Linked DNA regions of Homo sapiens: region 1 is linked to region 2. The links are chromatin loops, found by intact Hi-C in ENCODE. Cell type or tissue: PC-9. All regions are shown on one strand.

Region 1 (2,500 bases), 560 kb after region 2:
CCAAGCTCCTAAAAGCCTTGGATCTAAGGGACCATGGATATGAGATCAGCCTACAAAGTAAAGGGAAAGGGTTTGGAAAAGATTTAGTGATCCATTTTTTCACAGTATTCCCTGAACCCAGAGAGATAAAGGACGTATTCAGGGGAAGACAACTTCTCCTTCGCACTGCCTACTTGGCTCTTGGCAAGCTTTTCTTGTGTCAGATACTCAATCTAGGAAGCCCATATGCAAACATCTTCATTTTCTGCTTCATTCTTGGGAATCAGATGTGAAGTTGAAAACAGTTGGAACTCAGTTATGTACTTGATAAGTGCTTTAAATCCCATTCCACTCAACCCTGAATGAGCACAGATCTCTGCATCTCAAATAAAAGAATGTCAGTGATGGAAGAGTCCCAAAAGATCATCTTTTAAAAACTCCTATTTTACATTTAAGAAGGCTAAGGTTCAAAGAGGCTTAGGATTACAGTGAGGCAATGGTTAGTTAGATCATAATTTTAATACAGTACCCTTCTGTGCGTAGCAAATGAGATGCTTGGTTAATGTTCCTTAAATGCTTCTAGAATCTTTGCTTTATCTTCAAACTCAGGAGGGAATTTTTTTTTTTTTTTTTTTTTTGAGACAGGTTCTCTCTCTGTCGCCCAGTCTGAAGTGCAGCGGCTCAGTCTTGGCCCCGTGCACCTCCAACCTCCTAGGCTCAAGCAGTCTTCCCACCTATACCTCCTGAGTAGCTGGAACTACGGGCGTGTGCCACCACGCCCTGCTAATTTTTAAATTTTTTGTAGAAACAGGGTCTCACTATATTGCCCAGGCTGGTCTCAAACTCCTAAGCTCAAGTGATCCTCCCACCTTGGCCTCCCAAAGTGCTGGGATTACAGGCATGAGTCACCTCACCCCCCTTGCAGTTTTTGTTTTTGTTTTGTTTTGTTTTGTTTTTTTGAGACAGAGTCACCCAGGCTGGAGTGCAGTGGCACGATCTCGGCTCACTGCAATCTCTGCTTCCCCAGTTCAAACGATTCTCCTGCCTCAGCCTCTCAAGTAGCTGGAATTACAGGTGTGTGCCACAATGCCCGGCTACTTTTTGTATTTTTAGTAGAGACAGGTTTTTGCCATGTTGGCCAGGCTGTGTTTCGAACTCCTGATCTCAAGTGATCCGCCCGCCTCAGCCTCCCGAAGTGCTGGGATTATAGAAATGAGCCACTGCGCCCGGCCCAGTTTTTATTTCCAGTAAAAACTGGAAATTTTTACAGTTTCTGATAATTTGAGTGTTGTTACTGTATTGACATTAATACAGTAAATGTCACTTAATAGTAAGGAAACCTTTATTTTTATTTTTGTGTTTTTGAGACAGGGTCCTGTTCTGTTGCCCATATTGGAGTGCAGTGGCATAATCATAGTTCACTGCAACCTATATTCTTGGGCTCAAGCACTCCTCCTGCCTCAGCCTCCTGGGACTGCAGGTATGAGCCACTACACCCAGCTAATTTTTAAGTTTTTTTGTAGAGACAGTGTTTGGCTGTGTTGCCTAGGCTGCTGTTGAATTCTTGGCCTCAAATGATTCTCCCGCCTTGGCCTCCCAAAATGTTCTTATAGGCATGAGCCACTGCACCTGGCTGGAACCTTTAAATAAAGCTCAGTGTTATTTATTTATTTAATAAGCTGTTTGGAAAGTCATAAATAAGTGTGTCCTGTATTTTTAGTGCAAACATTTACTAGGGATGGCTGCTTTTGGATAAGGATGGTGGGGAGACTTGCACCAGTCACTTCCTTCAATATTAATATCTTTTTCTGAAACCTACTCAGACTAACGAGGCACAGCTTATGCACTATCGAGTATTCTATGATTTAATTATCACAGCCCCACAAGTTAGATATTGTCAGTCCCGTTGTACAGATAATGAAATAGGTTTAGAGAGGTTACTTTGCCTGAAATCACACAGTGACCCAACCCCAGTTACATGTGCCTCTAAAACTTTTTTCTACTCTTCTAAGTGGATTCCTCTCAGTTTGTCCATCAGCAAAATAGAAGTAATCGTTATACAAAACATATAATTGAATGAAAGCATCTCCTCCTTCTTAAGGCTCCTCTAAATGTCAAGGACTATAACATATTAGGGTACTTATGTATTGTGGCATTTGAGAACTAAATTCTGTTTTCACAGAAGCATAGATTATTCAAGATAGAAAAACGGGAACTTTGTAGAGCTTTTCCTTGCAATGTAGAAAGACATTTAATTTTAGATTTAGGAGGCCAAGAAAGACTAATTTGGACTGGGCATGATGGCTCACACCTGTAATCCCAGCACTTTGGGAGGCCAAGGCGGGCGGGTCACCTGAGATCAGGAGTTCGAGACCCGCCTGGCCAACATGGCAAAACCCCGTCTCTACTAAACATACAAAAATTAGCTGGGCATGGTGGCACATGCCTGTAGTCCCAGCTACTCTGGAGGCTGAGGTGGGAGAGAATCACTTGAATCCTGGAGGTGGAGGTTCAATGAGCC
Region 2 (2,500 bases):
ATATATATATAATGGAAACCAAAGTTTCGTGAAATACCCTTACTATGTGTGACATACTCTGTTATTTTTTATTCTCTTCTCAATTTTAACTTTAAAAAAAAAAGGTGCTTGCAACCAACTAGATTGATTCATAATCCACTGGTGGGTGACAACCTGTACGTTGACCCCTGGTGAAGACGAGTGGGCATTCTTCTTCCAGGAAGTCCTCTATCTCTAGTTTCAGCCCGTTGTGTGACAGATCCCTGCTGCCTCTCAAAAACCAGATAGCATTTCAAATTCAACAAAGCACTTTCCCGGACACGATGCATTTGACTCTAATCGGGGGCACTTTTTTTTTTTAATAGAGGGAGTCTCGCTCTGTCACCCAGGCTGGAGTACAGTGGCGCGATCTCAGCTCACTGCAACCTCCACCTCCCGGGTTCAAGCGATTCTCCTGCCTCAGCCTCCCTAGTAGCTGGGATTATATTTTAAGGGAAGGAAACTGAAGTTCACAGAGGTCATGACTTGCCCTGTCTGTTTAGTTACAATCATTGGTGAAACTGAGACTCATGCCCAGATCTGTCTCATTCCAGAGCCCACATTTTTCCCAGCATGTCACACCGCCTTCCCCAATGGCCAGGTCCAAAGCTAAACCTGGGCTTTGCCACAGAACTGTAGGACCCTGTTTCAGGGGCTGCCAGTTTCTCCAGCGCAGCTGTAATCCCATTTCAAGGCAGTGCACCTTTATTAAACACTGCAGAGAGGAATAGGGCATGACCCTTCCCTCTCAAGAAGCTGCAAGCTGTTGATAGAAATGGACCTATATACAATGAAGTGTAAGATGGGGCAGACCGTGGTATGTGCATTAATACAGATGCCCACAGAGCACTGTGGGAGCACATAGAGGGAACAATCCAGGAAGGCTTCATGAAGGCTGCACTTGAGCTGCGCTTCAAAGGATCTACAGGATTTCAATAGGAAGGAAGAGAGAAGGAGGGAAACATTGCAAACCAAGGAAATAACCTAAGTAAAGACTTGAGGACATAAAAGTTGGGAGGATGACGAAGGCTATAAAATATTTTACATAGCAGGGCAGGGTCTAAATTATATCCAGTGTAGATGCTGAGTTGCCAAGTCCTGGGAGGCATCGTGAGTGTTGTGGAAGTTTAGGAGGCATTAGGAGAACAGTGAGAAACAGTGGAAGGTCTGAGAAGACTCAGCAGCCAGGTCCTGGGTCCCTGTTGAGCCTGAGGACTCCCTTGCCTACAGAAGGATCCCCGGCTGGGAGCCTTTGACCTATTGCAGATCTATACAGGGCTTGATTTGGTTCTCTTCCTGGCTCCACAGGGGATTCTGTCATCCAGAATGCATCCAACAGCGGAGTGGGGCAAGCAGTCATCCAGATCGCCGCAGCCCTGGGCCTAAGAACCATCAATGTGGTCCGAGACAGGTGCGTGGGGAAGGAGGCTTCATCCCAGACCATGTCTTGGGTCTTTCCCACCTCCCATCCCTGCGGTGCCCAGTTGTCCACCAGAGGGCGCCCTTGCATAAGCATAAACTGGCTTTAGGCATCGCTAACAGTTGGCGGCTGAAACAGATGAGTCAGTCCTAAGAAATGAAGTCCAGCTGGCTTTTGGCGATAGGATGAGTGAATCTGACATGTAAAGAGAGGGCAGGAAGGAGGTGGAGACTGCCCTTACTGAATAGCTAAGACTTTCTGAGACTCTTGGCTTGTGATAACCTCATGTTTTCAAAACCCCAGTTGATATTTGGGAATGATTTGAGCTGTATTATTCTTTCTGTGAACTGTCTAACCCAAGGCCCCTTTACCCTTGCTTTTGTGTGGTACTTGGAAGTGCGCTAAATACAGACGTGAAGGAGACAGGGGCAGGTTTGTCATCTGTCTTTTACAGATGAGGAAACTGAAGTTTCAGGGAGCAGCTTGCCCTGGAAGACACAGCAAGTCAGTAATAGACTCGGTTTCCTCACTTACTCTCTTTCCATCATATCGTCCAGTTTCTCTAGGCCTCACTGTCCATGAATGTGGCTGTGGCTGTCATGGAAGCCCACTCTTAGTATAATCGACACCAGCTTCAGTTCCTCAGTTGTACTCGCAAAAATAATTCCATTTGCCTTAACCAAAGAGACCCAGAGCCACTCCTGGTCTAGACTGTGTATGTCCAACACTCTGAAGAACCACTTGAAAAGAGGGGGGAAGTGGAGTTTGTCCTTTCAGTAGAAGAAATCAGGAAGTTAAGTGACTTCTCCCTGGGCACAGATGGCTTCTAACACTATTGAGCTGTCAGGGCCTGTGAAAACCACCCAGTCTCACTCTGTTGCCAGTGAGGAGACAGCCAAGAGCTATTGAAGCTGCATGAAATTAGGTGGCTGGTCCCTGCTCAAGCCTGGCTTAAACCTAATCCCAGCTTCCTGCAAAAAGAAGCACGGGTTCTCCCAGCTGTGGCAGAGAGGTCCTGGGGGGCTTTGGTGGAAAAAGCTGGCAGATGTGACCAGGGACCTA

Evidence for each region. Peaks named below come from ENCODE experiments on the same cell type or tissue, not always from the same donor. Only the 100,000 strongest peaks of a DNase experiment are listed, where the experiment ranks them.
Region 1: a loop joins it to region 2, with 4 times the contacts of the local background. A loop is called at or near these places in 5 of 110 quality-filtered maps.

The regions. Positions count from the first base shown.
Region 1 is chr1:28,639,911-28,642,410 of GRCh38, reverse strand. All of the region lies in intron 1 of TAF12 (TATA-box binding protein associated factor 12), which reads left to right. Among named protein-coding and RNA genes, the nearest start is that of TAF12, 1.9 kb to the left of the region's middle. In PC-9, a CTCF peak has its summit at 1,353; no DNase peak of the experiment used is centred here; H3K4me3 peaks cover 598 bases.
Region 2 is chr1:29,202,060-29,204,559 of GRCh38, reverse strand. MECR (mitochondrial trans-2-enoyl-CoA reductase) reads left to right here. Exons shown (of 10, transcript NM_016011.5): 5 at 1,327-1,429. Among named protein-coding and RNA genes, the nearest start is that of SRSF4, 21 kb to the right of the region's middle. RefSeq lists a silencer at 1,439-1,528. In PC-9, a CTCF peak has its summit at 1,501 (motif pointing right); a DNase peak (open chromatin) is centred at 1,589; H3K4me3 peaks cover 420 bases; H3K27ac peaks cover 695 bases.